Regions from separate parts of the Mus musculus genome. Here region 1 is linked to region 2. Evidence: chromatin loops called from intact Hi-C (ENCODE). Cell type or tissue: gastrocnemius. All regions are shown on one strand. Each heading gives the region's core, and the rest is flanking DNA. Links, peaks and the distances in the headings are about the cores only. Region 1 overlaps Tapt1 (transmembrane anterior posterior transformation 1). Region 2 overlaps Prom1 (prominin 1).

What was found. A loop is a pair of places that touch in the nucleus more often than their neighbours do. Peaks named below come from ENCODE experiments on the same cell type or tissue, not always from the same donor. Only the 100,000 strongest peaks of a DNase experiment are listed, where the experiment ranks them.
Region 1: a loop joins it to region 2, with 2.1 times the contacts of the local background. A loop is called at or near these places in 10 of 42 quality-filtered maps.

Annotation. Positions count from the first base shown.
Region 1 is chr5:44,170,160-44,178,496 of GRCm38, reverse strand. Tapt1 (transmembrane anterior posterior transformation 1) reads left to right here. Exons shown (of 14, transcript NM_173764.3): 14 at 1,315-3,338. The coding sequence ends at 1,544. Among named protein-coding and RNA genes, the nearest start is that of Gm42427, 34 kb to the right of the region's middle. In gastrocnemius, for the core only: no CTCF peak of the experiment used is centred there; a DNase peak (open chromatin) is centred at 4,230.
Region 2 is chr5:44,051,127-44,059,463 of GRCm38, reverse strand. It overlaps Prom1 (prominin 1), which reads left to right. Exons shown (of 28, transcript NM_001163577.1): 4 at 812-838; 5 at 3,381-3,586. Among named protein-coding and RNA genes, the nearest start is that of Prom1, 46 kb to the left of the region's middle. In gastrocnemius, for the core only: no CTCF peak of the experiment used is centred there; no DNase peak of the experiment used is centred there; H3K27ac peaks cover 790 bases.

The sequences.
Region 1 (8,337 bases), core at 38-8,037, 120 kb before region 2:
GCAGCCAGGTGGTACTGTGGTAGGATAGGACTGACTTCGTCTGAGGCCTAGAACTCTACCTCCCCGTACCCCAGGGCCCGGTCACTCTTGCAAGGCTCTTGGCTTAGAATTGAAAGGGAGAGGAGGCCAGTGCATCTGGACAGCACCCAGCTGTGCTGGAGAGTGAAAATCTTGTTCTGAACAGGGCAAAGGAACCTGGTCCAAGGTCTAAGCCAAGCTGGTGCTCCTGTGTGTTTTCTCAGAAGCTAAAGTAGAAGCTCAGATGGTACTTCGCTGTATAACATGAAGATGCTGTTAGTGATGCAAAGATTGCAAGTGTGTCAGCACATGTTCTCTTACATTAAGAAATTAGTAAATGTCTATCTTACTTTCAAGTTGGCCTAGTCTACTAGAGGATAGCCACCAGATCATGGATCATGTCATGTCATGTCATGTCATGTGAAGTATATTTAAAATGAGTGCCTGAAGGATGCCCTAGAGGTCTAGAGACTACAAGCTAGAGATGATTCCGGAGGGTGTTGAAGTCAGGCCCTGAGGGGTGCCAGTCACACTGAAGACAGTGTTAGCTCTTCACTTTCTCAGAGTCACAGAAGACCACTAGGTCTCAGCAAGAGTGGACATGGCAATTTATCTACAACTCACTGTGGTTTAAAGTTTCCTTAAGGATCAAATTGTGGGGAGAGGATACTGAATGAGGTTGACAATGTTGGCTCCATGGTTGAACACTTAACCTAGCAAGCAGAAAGTACTAGATTTAGTCCCCAGCACTGGGAAGGGAAGGGGAAGAGAGTGGATTTATAATTCAGAGGTCAGTGGGTCCTAATATGCTCTGGTGCCTCCACTGCCAGCCTCCTAGATTCCTGGGCAGGGGTGAACGGGTCAGGGTGCCTTCTAGTTGGACTTCCTGCTGATGATGCTACTAGTCTGAGTCTAGCCAAAATGTATAGACAAGAAGTCAACACGGTAAGTCTGCCTAGCTCTTCCCAGAGGTCAGGGTAAAGAGCCAGTGCTATTTTCTACTCAGGCAGTAGTCCTGAGAGATTGTGGTCACGTGGGAGGGGACTGCAAAATCAGAGGCAGGCTCTTTCCAGAATCAGGTGGTAGTGTTACCTATGGGATGGGTAATATTTTTGGATAAACAGTGTGTGACTAGCTTCTAAATTTATTGTAAATGACAGCTTATACAGTATGCTTTTAATTTTCATATGGTGTATCTAAGAGGAAAGATGACAGATACTTTCCAGTACTCTGAAGACATAAGTAGTTTGATGAGTTTTTGCTGTGACTGAAGAGAAATTATCTCCTTTTCCACAGGCCTTTCCACAGAAGAAAACCTGTCTGCCTCCGTCACCAGCCAGCCTGGTCATCAGAAAGAAAACGTCATACCTTTACTCGTGACTAGCAATTCTGATCAGTTCCTGACAACCCCAGATGGTGATGAGAAGGACATAACACAGGAAAATTCTGAGTTAAAGCACAGATCCTCAAAGAAAGACTTGTTAGAAATAGACAGGTTCACAATTTGCGGGAACCGGATTGACTGAGTTTGTGACTAATGAGATGAAGATGTCAGGCCCCGGGCCACAAATTCTGGGTGCCAGGACACTTGCTAAAAATGGCACTTAAATATTTATTTAAAAACTTAAATTATTAATGGCAAGCAAATCTTAGTATCTTTCTTCCAGTAATGTGGCCTTGCAGAAGGGCAGATCACGGAGCAGCGGTGGCCTCTGGCCCTGACTCTGGATGCTGACACTTGAACACTTCCTCCTGCGTGGCCAACAGCAGTGCTGCTTCCAGCACCTGGCCAAGCACTGCAGAAGCTCCTTTCCTTCGTCAGCCTGGGCTTCCAGATCGTCGGGTTCTCCTCAAGGCCTCTTCAGGATAAGGACACACCTGGGAAACTGTGACGCTTCTACCATGAGTTCCCTTTCCAGCCTCAGACTGTCTCCACACACTCTTTCCAGACTTGACTCCATCTGCCAAAGCATTGACAAGTTGCTACATCTAAGTCCAGATGACGTTCTTACCACCAGAGTCATCCTTGGCAATACATCTGAGCTAGTCAGAACAGAAGGCCACTTAACTACAACGTGGTGAATAGCAGCGTCCTATGAGAAACAGTGAGCTCTTGGCCCAGTCATTTACTTTATAAAGGTCATGTGTCACTGAGAAATGCTTCCTGCTGCCTCGGTTACTCAGGGCAGAGTGTGAGCTGTGTGACACGGGCCCAGTGACAATAAAAGGCACAGAGCAATGTCAACAGAGTAAAAGGCACAAGTGCAGTGTGACCTGGCTTTGCTTTAAGGCTAATTGCTTCATTGGTTATTCCAAGTTAAAGGATTTGGTGTTGAATTGGCGAATAGCCATTGCATAGCTGTTGCTAGTGCCAGGCTCGTTTGTTGGGTTTTGTTTTGGTTTGAGTAACAGTTTTAAAGTATTCCCAGCAGATTGAGCAGTGTCACCTTGCTGGGCTTGTAAAATGCATTTGTCTGCCTGTGGGTCTGTTCTGTGTGGGGAGGAAACCCTCACATGACCGACCGACCGTAAGTAGAGTGTTTGGGACACTGTAACTAGCAACCAAAAGGTGCTCTGGGGTTTTCATCTGAGATAAAGATGTTATTCCTGCTTCATTACTACCTATTAGCATCCCAGGACAAATTCTCGACACCCTACTTTATCTTAAGAGTCTGTTCTGCACTTCTCTTAGACAGAAAGTTGACCATTTCTGATCTGAACTGTCTAAAAGATGGTACTCTTAACTTCATTTCCTATGCTGTCTTCTGAAACTCAGCTCTCATGCAAATATTTGGGCACAGATGGCAAATTTTAAATGGTTTGCTGTATCCTGGATAAGTATAAAACTAGTTTGGATGCTTTGGCTTATGCATTTGAGATTCAGGAGGGTTTCTAATGTTTTGCACTAACAGAATCTAAAGATAGCTGTTGGAGATACTATATATTTATGCCTTGTAAAGCCAGGAAGCAATTTTAAGTTTAAAATGAACATTTTTATTCTTTTGTGTATGTTTTAGTGGGGCCCCACTTTTAAACTATTCTTTTTACCGAAAGAGAGTGTCCATGGAAACCAGGAGCCGTGTGGAAAAAGCTTTGCCAAACGCAGCCCTGGTCAGAACAAGAGCACGACCTAGGTGTATCTTTCTGTTCCGCTTGAGTTTTCTGTTTCCGCGCTGTTCTCTGAAGATTGCATTTCCTTTGCAGATGCTCTTGGGAGTGTGGATGATACTCACTTCTGTCATAATGGCATTCAGTACTAATTTTATAAGTGCATCTTGTGTGAAACTCAATAAATTCAATTTTATAATCTTTTTTAAAAAGGTCACTGAATTTCTTGTGGCAACGATTACTATTATATTTGTTGGAATGGATATCTCATTGAGAGATTTCTTATTTAAGCAGAACTTATTTCTAGTTTACAAATAATAGGGTTGTGTTAAGTATGTTTAGTTACTCTTGCCCTAAATGATAAAAAAAAAATTGCTCTTTTGTCTTTGAAAGAATAGCCTGCATGTTGGTCATAGACCATTTAGTATCTCTTATCACATGACAACATTTGCATTCTATGGTGCATCTTGATGTCACAGTGTCTTCTTGTCATAATATGGGAGTCACAGTCAAGACAATACTTTGGTTTTTAAATAGTCTTAGTATGGTGCACGGTACATCAGACCCATTTTAGCTTTTCCTACAGGTCAAAGTACCAAATGCTATTGATGAATGTATCTTGGCTCCCTGTGGTCTTGTGCCAGCATTTGAAAAAAGTATGCTTGAATCAGCTTCTCAGCATCTGCCTCACCCACTCTGTGCCACCTGCCCTGCCACCTCTGCTAGCTCAGCAGAGATGAGTTCACAAGATTGCCTTAAAGTACTTTATTTTCATATGCCTCAGCTCTAAGTGTTTTTCCCACAGTGATTTCTTAGTTGTTTCCTCTGTCAGGAACTGCCCAGAGCAAGGGATAGCAGGAGACAGCAAGGTCTCTGCCTGCTGGACACAACTGGACATTGGTCGAGTATGTATGGCAGACCAAGGATAGCACAGTTCACGTCGTGGTGTCAGGCTGATCTTTCCCTGTGCTGTGTGCTTAAGGTCATCTGGTAGCAGTTTCCCAGAGCTTTCTAAAAAGGGGTGAAGAGAGAGGAAAAGAATTTTCACCAAATACTGCTAGTTGCCTGCCAGACTCTGGCCTTCCTGCATGCTGTGTACAGGACTGCAGCCAAGCTTCATGGCCTCTCACTGTGAGTCTAGAGGTTAATATGCCATTTTCAAGTCTATGCCCATCATACTGTAAGTCACCTTCGAGTCTGTCCACTTCGCACCCTTGGAACCCCGAGAAGCTGGTAGCTATCCCTAGCCATGTATATTGCACAGCACCCCAGAGTAGCAGAGTCAAGGTCCTGAGGCCCAGGATGCCTGTGAAAAGGAATATGGCTGATTGGCTTAGAATACTCAAGACTCTAATGAAAGAGAAAGAAATTCGGAAACACCTGTGTTCTCAGCCTCTGATAGGCAGGTCTGTGGCAACATTAGGAAAAGGAGATGAGCGTCAGACCCCTCTGATACTCCGGCTGCGGCAACACTCCCTGTGGACAGTAGAGTCCCTGTTTACCGTGAGTCAGTAGAGGAAACAGGAAGGGCCGTTACTCCCTGTATTTCAGAGCTGACACCCCTCATGCCCTGGAGATGAACATTAAAGTCTGATTTGTTCACAGACTTAGTGAGCAGGTATTTCTTGCCCTTTATGTCAGGAAAGAATGTGTAAGAGTTTACATATAAGGAGCCAGCAAGATGGCTCAGCGGGTAAACGCACTTGCTGCGAAGCCTGACAATATGAATTCAATCCCCAGACTCCACACTGTGGAAGAAGTGAAACAACTCACACAAGTTGATCGCTGACCTACAAACACACATACACACACACACACACACACACGGGGGGGGGGGGGGGGGGGAGGGGGTGCGCAGGGCACAGCAAGAAGTAGAATGTTAATGAGCCAAGAAAGCGGTAAAAAAATATCTCAGAAGCCAAGGATGCCATGCCAGTGGTTGTCGAAAATAGTCCTGTGGTACAGTTCAGTGTGGTATGTGGTATTCATTAAATGCCTCAGACATCCAGGGTGTTTTAGAGCAGTGGTTCTCAGCCTTCAAAATGTTACAACCCTTTATACAGTTTAATTCAGTTCTTCATGTTGTGGTAACTACAACCATAAAATTATTTTTGTTGCTACTTCAGAACTATAATTTTTGCTAGTGTTCTGAATTGTAATATAAATAGCTATGTTTTCCAGTGGTCTTAGGTGACCCCCGTGAAAAGGTCACTTGACCCCCCCCCCTCCAAAGGGGTTGGGCCCCACAGGTTGAGACCCACTGATTTAGAGTGTTTTCTTGTAAAACACCTAGTGAGGGAAGGAGTGTCAGTGATGAGGGAGGTGTGAGTTACTCAGGAGAAATCGGCATGGTGAGAAGGTTTCAGTGATTCTCAAATGTTTGTTTCAAGGATGGGGAACGGTGAGTTCCTAGGGGCTGGTGAACAAACAAGACATGACTGATTAAACATGAGCAAGGTAGTGAGGGATGGGGTCTTCTGCCGGCCGGTGAGGCTGCTCTTGAGATGTCGTTACCGGAAGAGAAGAGTGAGCATCAGTTGGTAGAGTTTTGCTTTGAACATACAACCTCATCTAGCAATGAGGAAACCAAGGAGTTCATGAGGGTCCTGTCATCACAGGAACGTACATACTGGGAAAGTCAGAGATGCTGTTCTAGCGAGTTAACAAGGCCAGTGCAATGCAGACAGGAAAGCTCGTAGGCATTACTGTCCCAGTTACTTTGAGGCACGAAAATGAACAAGTGCTGCTGTGTGGTTGTGAGTGGATCTTGTCTAGTGGGTAAGGGAAGTGGCAGCTAAATGCACACCTGACAACGAGACACTCTTGTCCCTGTCTGCAGACACTGATCACAGGAGACCACCTTAGATGGTGCTGCATCCCTTGTCCCTCAGCTCCTGATAGAGACCAACAGTACTGCTTGCAAGAATTTAAAAAGAGCCACTGTGAGGGACGTGCACTTAAATTTAAGATGCCTTGTTAGATTAGGGCTGAGGGTAAGGGGAGGAAGGGCAAGGTAGTTGTCACTGAAGAGGGAAGAGCACACAGTATGTCTACAGCACAGCCTTGGCCCCTATACACACATAAACACACGCTGTGTGTGTGTGTGTGTGTGTGTGTGTGTGTGTGTGTGTGTGTATGTGTATGTGTGTTGAGAGCCAGCCACTACTGAAACCACAGAGAGGAAGGCAGTTCTGGTTGGAGGTGGCAGGGACTCTATATGGAGACAGGGCTTGAGAGCTCTTAGTGCCTGGCTGAGGATTCTGCCCCTGATTCCGCTCAGAGGCTGGACAGAGGCGAGCTCCTGTGGGATGTTAAGTTCACGTATACAGAGGATAAGTGAAGAAGCTACTTTGGACACTTTCAAGTACTATGATTAGGTCAATGTGTTAAGAAAGGCAGGCTGCTGACCTCCCAAAGGACTGATACCTGATAGCTGTTGGAGGTTTGTGTGAAGGCACAGTGTGGTTCTCAGCTGCTACATCTTCATCCCCTTACGGAGTGCATGCTGTCGTCCCCATCCTACAGCTAGGAACGCAATCTGGAAAGGAAGAGTAATGTGTGCCCACCACACAGGAGACAGAGCAGGACCTTGAACCCCTTTCTACAGTCTTGCCCTGTGCCATCAGCTATGTTCTACAAGAGAAGGGTTGGGAAAAGGAGGCCCTGTATGGAAACTGCTGGGGACATCCACACCAGCCTAAGGACCAGAGAAGCTAAGATACTGTTGGTGTGGGTACCCAGTGCAGTGCCAAGGGATCAAGGAGGCTAGTGGGTTGTCTGCATGGAATGCAATGGGCTCATGCAGACCTGGAGCCATACTATGGCAGTGTCGACTCCAGACTGCTCTGAAGTCCTGTGCCTTCCAATATCCCTTGAGAACTCCAAAAAGAGGATCCTGACCCCAGACTTGGTCCATTTACTTCAGCGCTGACACCATGTGGAAAGCCAAACTTTTATCTGATTTTGTTTCTCATTGTCGAGCACATGATGAACCCTCTTCAAATCTGCCGTGCTCCAGGAGTGACTCCAGGGTCAAGCTGGCCTTGCTCACGGGCCATAGTGGAGGACAAACATTTCTATGAGACCAAAGAAAGACTATGGTCTGTGAACCCCATGCTGAACACCAGAATGAGCTGAGCAGAAGGCTGGGTTGCTAAAGCTTTGGTAAGATGAAATAAAACCAAAGCAGTTCAGGTTCCACCCAGAGTGCTCAGCTGGCTACTTTTACAGAGGATACCTCAGTCCAGAATGCAAAGGTTTTCTTAGCTTCAAGTTTACATATCCCAATCCATGGTCAATTTTCCCTATTGCTTTGGGCCTGTAGTGAAGCAGCTCCTGATGGCAGGAACATGAGGCAAAGCAAGGCTGCTTACCTAACAATCAGAGAGCTAAAACTAAGAGGAAAAGGCATATGAGTTTCACAGTCACTTTCAAGGGCCTGCCTCCAAAATACCGTGCATCTCCAAGTACAACACACCTCCCACAAAGATCCACATTCCCAACAACAGCACCAACTGGGGACCAGGCCTTCGAGAGATATCTGAGAGTCAAGGCCATACTACCACCTTGAATTGAAAAGTACAAAAATATGGCCTCCTTTCCCTTGCTGTGTGATTCATTTTGCCCACAAACATAAGCTTAGAGACTACTTAAGCTTTGAGCTGGTGGAAGTTCCACTGTTGAAGCACCTCTCACAAAACATCCAACTCTTCTCTGAGGTAAACATCTTCCCAGTACCTCTCATCACTTGTCTCCTAGCTTTGTCTTGCAGGGTTAGTCATGATGTTTAAGCCAGTACTTACTAGACTTCTACTACAGCCACCACGCAAGGCTCCTGTAATCCAGTCCCTCATTTCTTCTGCACGGTGTCCCTGCAAAGCCTCCTCCCCTGCCCCTGCCATTTTGCAGAAAGTCCTTCTCTCAAGCCGCTGAGGTTAGAGCCAAGCTTTCACAGGGTCTACCTGCTTCCAGAGTGGGCTAGACATTCGGACAACCCTGTATAAAAGTCTGTGTGAGAACTTCCCCCAGCACACATTAACCGTTCTCCAACAAACACATGCCCAGTTAAGTGGCTTTCCATCCCTTGTATTTTCCGGTCAGTTTACATTTCTGACTTTCGCATGATCCAAATTCTCCATAGATGGTCTTTGCAACATGTTAGTTTTAGAATTGGATTAGGAATGGATTGTTCCCGTTATTCTGCTTATACAG
Region 2 (8,337 bases), core at 214-8,213:
GTAAGTATTGCATGTGGGGCTTGCTGTCTTGGAGTTGGTATAACAGGAGATGGCAATATGGTAGCCAGGTCTTCTAAGTGAGAACGATACCTCTAACGGCAAGTTCAGGGACACTGGGTCATATGAAAGAAGACATACAATGCCTAGACTTTCTGGAGGAGGCAGCATCTCTTCTAAGACTTGAGTTTCCTCCAATGAGTGATGAATGAGCATGGATGAGTGATGGATGATAGGGAGGCAACCTGGGAAGTCAGGGTGAGGAGGGAAAAGAGAAAATGATTTGCCAGAACGACAACAACCAACTTAGAATGGCCAAGAAAAATGAGGAGGTGAAGCCCAGATTGGCTAGTGAAGCTCCATGCTGGGAAGCTTGCATTAGAAATGGTGGAACTTCATTGGAAGCTGTTAAACAAGGGAAGGACATTTCCAGATTTCATCCTAGAGGGCGCACTTTAGAAGAGTTGTCTTTGATTCTTGGACTAGAGGCAGCCCTTGTTACTGCTTCATGAAGATCATATAGCAAGCATGTTAACATCTGTAACTGCCCTGTGATTGCTTTTTCCCTAACTGATGATCATGCTGACTTTGAACCTTTCAAAAACCCAAACTTGAATTGCGGAACTTGACTCTGAAATACTGGTTCTCCATATGCACTCAAGAATCTCTATCCTGTTCTCATGTGGATCCCCACCATGTTATTTTACCATGTGGACTTCGGTTATGGTGAATGACTCATGTGACTTTTCTGTTTTATTTCGATGCATGCTGCCTCTGCTACACACAAACTCCTCAACTGCTTTGATTTCTACAGCCAGAAATCATAGTCTTGGCTCTGAAGGTAAACTGTGCGCTTGCTCTCTGTTCTGTGTCATTGTTCGTCTTAGGTCAATGGCTAGTGCTGTCTCTGTTGGTACTTTCTGTTCTTCCCCGGTGATTCCACTGTGATGGTGTTTCAGTTTGTTTTGTCTGTATCATCTCTGTGGTGTGTGAGGCCCTAAGATCAGTTCTGCTCTAGGGCAGGGTAGGAGAAAGAGGAAGGAAATCATACAACCTCATTCATGACCCTGACTGATACCTAATTGATAAAATTGGGAAGGTTGTATAGAACTTATAAACTCTTGTTGTTGTTGAAGCTAAAACTGATGCACTATAAACATTTTAATACATCTTCTTTTCTGGATTTGAGTTTATTGCTTCCTGTGGTTCTGAAAATATTTAAAACTCCTTTAAATTATTAAATAATTTTGTTTGCTGAGAAATGGGAGCAAATCTGTAAGTATGTGAGAATTTAGAGTGTATGGGTTGGTTTCTTAGTTGGCCAATGATATTACTTCTCAAGGAAGTGCTAAAGAGTCAGTAAATAGCAGGTGTTCATGGATAGGAGAAAGAGGCTACACACACACACACACACACACACACACACACACACACTGATGAACTTAGCCTTTTTTTTAGCATTTTAACTTTAATATTGAAATGAAGAGTATCCAAGTGTCAGCTGCACCCTGATTCATACATGAGCAATTGTCTATAGCTAATTGCTATCAATTGATCATTGACTCTAAGCAGTTGCTTTTGCTTTGAACAGTTCATCCCTGATGCCATGACAGCTCATCCCTGATGCCTATGAAGCTCATCATATTAATGGCTATTTTCCTAGTGGGAACTAGGCTCTCCTAGAAGGATGTAGCTGATTTCAGTTTTAGTGTTCTCTGCCAAGGCATCATCACCTCTAGCAGGGTTGTCCACCCAGTAGGGCTGCTGTCTGTACATCAGGCCATTTAAACCAAGAGACAGGTACCTTGCAAGGCAGGCAGCTGAGGAGAGCCAGCTAGCTGGGAGGATGGCAGGATTGCCACCAAGTTCATTCTGGTGGACATTCAGGAGTGATGACAGAGATAATAGGGTAGGGGATCACACACTGGTGGGTGGCTGCTAATGATGACAGGTGGCCAGAGGGCACACACACAATCACATCCCTGTGTCAGGAGATGCTTTTTAGCTCTGCAGATTTCAGGGACAGAATTCACTCTTTTCTTCAGCTGATTTTGTCACTGCCATATTCCACTGTAGACAGGCTCCAGGGAGTGGAGGCCTTGAGTACTTTTTTTGATTGCCTCACTCATAGTAATGAGAAAAAAAAAACCAGACATCATTCAACTATGAAAAGATAAAGTGAGTTGGCTAAACAGGAAATTGGATGTGAGGTCAGGTCTCAGTGCACACCTAAAGGAGCAAGGCTCATATCTTGTCCGACCCTTCATTTTAGCACCTACCTCCTACACTGCTATCTTGTTTGTTCACGAATCATCAAATGCCATCCTGTGAGTTTTCTGCCATTCTAGTTGGTAGAGTACTTGCTTAGCTTTCACGAATTTCTGAGTTCCATCCTCAGTACCACATAAGCTAGGCATGGAGACACACATCCCGTGATTGAAGCATCCAAGAGGTGGAGGCAAGGGGATCATTTTTTACTACTGAGACCAGCCTGGGATTCAGGGAAGTTTGTCTCAAAAACAAAAGAAAGCATCAGGGAGTGAGCATCCAAACAAGAGAAATGCAAGTCACTCTGTGCACAGACTGGAATGAAAGGTTATTTCATCCTCCAGGGCATTGATTGATCCAGGACCAAGCTAGCAGGGAGAGTGAAAAGAGTTAAGGTCTATCTAATGATTGTATGTGGGAGTTGGGCTGGATCCTGGGAGCTCAGGACCAGTGTGGACACCGGCTGCCAATGCCAAGCCCCCGTAGTCACCAGGTCTGCCTCTTGGACGGCAGAGAAAGCTTCACTTGCCTGGTGATTGCCTAGGTGCTCCCTCTTTAAGCATTCGTTATCTCTCCTTCTCACAATGACCTGATGAGAGCCATACTGTTATTCCCAGTGTCTGTGTGGAAAAGGTAAAGGCCTTGTGCTTGAGTCACTCAGAATGTCTATACTTTGTTCAACATTGAGATACTTTTAGAAACATGGAGTTTGTCACTAATCAATCCCATCCAACATGGTTCAAATCTTTCCTAATCTCTACTTGTTCTGTTCTGTCTCCCTGGTGTAAAGCACCCTGTGTATGTACGACTCTCTATGCAGAGCTTTTTTTTTTTTTTTTAAGCCATCTGGAAAACAAAATGCCCTTGGAATTGAAAGTAAACCATTTCCCACTTGACCTTGCTCTTAGGGTAACTTCCAGGTAATTGAAAGGAATATGAAACTCTTGGCCAGCATTCTGGTAATTCAGGACTCTACTTTCTTCAACAGAGAGTTTCTAAATGGAAAAGTCCTTAACTGAGTGCATACTGGGGTCCTCACAATAGCTACCACCTGTGGAATCTTCTTCCTGTTTTGTGTGACGTGACATATGCTGTGCTTTTCCTTTGCGTTGCAGATTGCCCTCTATGAGATCGGAGTCCTTATCTGCGCCATCCTGGGACTGCTGTTCATTATCCTCATGCCTCTGGTGGGCTGCTTCTTTTGTATGTGCCGTTGCTGCAACAAATGCGGCGGAGAGATGCACCAGCGGCAGAAGCAGAATGCGCCATGCAGGAGGAAGTGCTTGGGCCTCTCCCTCCTGGTGATTTGTCTGCTCATGAGGCAAGTCAAGTCTCCAACCGCAGGCAGCTGCCATTAGGGTGTTGCAGGGAGATTGGGGGATGTCTGCTTTTATCCATGAGTTTGTTTTATTTCTTCCTCCTCCTCCTCTCCTTTCTTCTTTTGTCTTTCTTCTTTTTTCCTCCCTCCTCCTGCATCTTTCTTCTTCTTTCATTTTTCTTCTGTCCAGAGTTCACAATGTAGACTTGGCTATCCTGGAACTCACTATATACATACACACACACACACACACACACACACACACACACACACACACATATATATATATACACACACACACACCAGTCTGGTCTTGAACTCGCAGAGATCCAGCTGTATCTGCCTCCCAAAGTGTTGGAATTAAAGGCATGTATCACTACACCCAGCCTCTTTTTTTTTGGAGACAGTATCCCACTATAGAGTATCGGTTGACCTTGAACTTAGTAAGGACTGCAAAAGTCCTGGCTGGACCTGAACATCTAATAGTGTGCCATCTAATAGTGTGCCTATTTTGATTTCCAAGTCCTGGGATAAGAGGCATGCCCCAGCACACCCAGCTAAAGTGAAACAAAACAGAAAGGGACAGTGGAAGTGACTCACAAGGGTGCCACTGTCAACTAAATAATAGCATAGTCTGGAAGTTGTCCTGTCTTACTCCCTGAGAGGTCCTTTTGGCAGTTTTTCCTCTTGTAGATGTCCTGATAAGTTGTGTGTATGTGTGTGTGTGTGTGTGTGTGTGTGTGTGTGCGCGCGTGCATGCGCCCCCCCCCCCCCCCCAGGAACACAGGAATGTGTGAATTCAGGTATGCATATGCCATGGCTTCTATGAGGTCACAGGACAACCTTGGCAGTAACTCCTCATCTTCCCCGTTTCTTAAGGCAAGGCCTCTTTGGGTTTTTTTTTCCCTGAGAGAACTCTAGGTTAGCTGCTTCAAGCTTCCAGGGATTCTCTTGTCCTCTCCTCCCATGCCCAGTAGGCATGCTGAGGTTACAGATGTTTGCCACAAAGGTCCTAGGATTTGAGTTCAAGTCTTTCCGCTTATGTGGCAAGCCCTTTTACCCACTGAGCCAGGTCTCCATCCCCAGGCAAACTTAATGGCTGAAAGCGTTTACCTCCTTCCTCTGACACCTCTGTGGAGGCTCACAGCTTGAGCAGAAGCAGGAAGGAGAGCCTCTGTTCGCTAGTTGAATCCATGACCTCTGTGAATTTGTAAAGATTGTTGAACATAAAGAACTTCCTAGTCATTTTGATACCTGCTCTTCTTGAGTGTGCCATTTGCCCCGGCTTGTGAAGTCTAGAGAATTCCTTCATAAGCCAAGGATATTCATGTGTAATTCCCGCTGTTGATAAAAGTTTCCAGCTGATGGCAGATCAGAAACATGCATGCCTGTAAGACGGTGCTGTTTTGTAGGAGCTACATCTATTTCCCAGCTGAAGACTGTCCCCCAAGAGCCCCCCTTATTGTGACACAGCTCTCCTATGCTTATGCCTTTTTAGATTTTTTTATAATTATTTTAATTTATTGTGTGTGTGGCAAATGTGCTTGCTCCCAAGGGTTGGGTAGGATACATAGATACATACAGAGTGCATACATAGTGAGGTCAGGGGGCAACTCCTGAAAGGGTCTCTTCTCTAACTTCATCATGCCTGATCTGGGGATTGAACTCTGATCATTAAGCTTGGCAGTAAGTCCCTTTACCCACTGAGCCATCTTGCCTGACCTCAGTGAGCATTTCCTACACTAAAAGAAATGAAGTGTCATGTGCACAGTGCTGAACCTGATGGCTACAGTCACGACAAGGCTCAGCGGTGAGCCCTCTACTCTGCTTTCTGAAACCACCACACTGGCTCAGCAGCTGCAAGATGGTTTAAGTCTAACCATACTAATTGGGACTTTAAGCACAAAGCAAAGTTAAGTCCTACAATTGAAGTTCTGGGTCCAAACCCAGAGGAAGTGCTTAAGTGGGGGGTCATTATTAAAGGCTTGACCAGGACGCATGGCTTATAGATATACCTACCAAAGATTCCACCGATCTAGAGCTACCTCCAAGAAAGATGACAAGAAAAAGAAATGTGCAGATCTGATAAAGCAATAAAGGGAGCACACTTTGTTCATTTGTTTGCCTTTGAGACAGTGTTTCTCTACATAGCCTGGCTATTCTGCAACTCACTCTGTAGAACAGGCTGGTCTCAAACTCACAGAAATCCACCTGCCTCTGCCTCCAAAGTGCTGGGATCAAAGGCATGTGCCACCACACTTGGAAAAACACCTTTTAATATTTGACCAAAAAAAAAAATTATGTGCAGTGACTGACGAAGCCAATGGCTGTCCCTGGTAAAGAAAGTGAAGGTCTCTGGGGAGCTGGACGGTGCTCAGCTGCTTGACCCCTGAGTTACTAGTGCAGGCCTGGGTTACCTATTGTATTGATATAAACGTGACCAACAAAGACTCCCCATCACCAACAAAAGCAATTCAGTGCCTCTTGTCCCAGAGAAGTGACAGCTGGATCAAAGACAGGGCTTACCTGAAAATAATAGAAGTATAAACATTAACCAAGTATTAGTTAGTATTAACCAAGTATTAGTTAGTATGTGCACACACAGGACCCGGATTCGTGTGCCCTTAACTTCCTGCACTTCTGCTTATTCGTTCCTTTCTCACTTGAACTCAAAGTGTGGACATATGTTCTCCATCTCTGACCTTTCTGCTCTGTCTGTCGCAAACAATTCAAATCTCTTCTTTCCCTGGTAATTCCTGAAGTGTCTGTCTCTCTCCCTACTTCCCTTTGAAGCCTTCTCAGGAATGACTAGACTCAGCAGGGCAGTATGGGAAGGGGGAGGGCAAGTTAGCAAAGGAATGCGAGTTATAGCCTAAAGACCCTTCAGACTCTACAGGGGTTCCCTAGTGTTTCCAGGAAGCTGGAGATGCGGGTTTCCTTCGCCCACAGATTTGACTTGTATGTTTTTCATCTACATACCCTAGACTTTAAGAACTAGGCTCAAATCAGGAGGTTAGGAGGTCACGCTGCCTTTGAGCTTTCCCTAAAGGCAGCTCTAGAATGTGAGAGAGAACCTTGGGACCTGGCCACATGGTTCTGCCTTCTGTCTGTCTGCAGAGGATTGCATTCCCACTCCTTTGGCTGGGTCAGCAGATGTAACTTCCTCAGAAAGAAAAAAAAAAAAAAAGAACTTGTCTTCACACTTGTCAACAACTACATTTGTCAGTGTCCCAAAGGCTATGTAAGAGAAAAGAAGGCTGAGAAGACAGCTTAGTGTTTTAGAGGGCTTGCTGCTCTTGCAGGGGACACAAGTGCAGTCCAAGCACTCCCTGGGCAGCTCCCAACCACTTGTAACTCTAGCCCCAGGGACCCAACACTCTTTCCCGGACTCTGTGAGCACTGGACTCAATTGCATGCACCCATACACAGACACACAACCATGCACGCAAATAAAGGTAAAGATGAATCTAGAAAGAAAAGAATAGCCTAAACCCATCCATGCCTTGAGTTTTGGGAAGTTTCTGGAGAGCATCGGAAGTCAGCTTTGGTAACAATTACCCTGGAGAACTAAAGCTTCTACATTTATCTAAGCATAGGATGTGCGGACCACCCCCTGGTTTGGAGGGCAGAGCATCTCAAGAAAACAGATCAGAATGTATCCCGCCAGAGTATCTTGAGTCTTTGTTAATGGGAACAAGAGATCTGGCTGTTTAAAATTTCAATAAGTAACTTTTAAGAAGGAAGAGCTCCGTGACTGCTCGCTAAAAGCATCTGTTTGGCTTTTCACTGGCCAATTTCATGAAGGCTGTAGACGGGGAAAAAATTGCTTCATTTTCTAAAGATTTGGCCTATAAAGCTCTTTTTTTTATTTAAAAAAATTTTTTTTAATTTTTGACATAATCTTACTTCTCACCTTTCTTCCCTCTAAACCCTCTCATTTACCCCTTCTTTCTCTCTTTCAAATTCATACCTTTTTTTTCATTACTTGTTGTTACATGCATATATGTGTTTGTATATACATATATTTTCTTTTATAAATTTATTTATATATTATTATTAATCATTCCATTTGTTTACATCTCAAATGATATCCCACTTCCACCACCACCCCATCCCACATCTGCCCTCCCCCTCCCTCTTTAAAAGCTCTTAAGTCTATATTTGTAAGTGTGTGAGATTATTTTCCACAGTATACAAACAATTCATAATGCCATTTATCCTAGGAATAAAAGTTCCTGTCTTCTGCGCAGAATCTGAAGACATTTTACTCTACCTCACCAAAGCACCTATTTGGTAGTTTAAGGAGAGTTACATCTGGTTCCACTGACGGGGCATGCATTGATGTTTTATGGCTTGTTTGCCTTGGGTCATTCTTTTCTCAGTGTCTTCATGCCCTAGGCATTGACTGGTATCTGTTACAATGAAGAAAAAATAATTTATGTGGCTCTAATATTTGCTTTAAAGTACAATGAATAACAGCGAGTGTCTAGCTCGATGGCAAATAGAGGCATTCATTCTCTATTTAGTTTAAATGAAAGGTTTAAGTTAGAGCTCATAACTAGAAACTAGCATTGGTCAACACAGTAAAGTCTTTATCAGTTGCTAGTATTTGCTCATTGGGAGGTTTATGTAAGAACTCAGTTTACAGGTGTTTGCTGGGAAGTTCCTTTGCGGCGTTACTTTGGAGAACTACAGAGAAAATGTTCTGCCAGCCACCTGCCATCTTCCAGGTCTCAGGCCACCCTGTTTCCTCT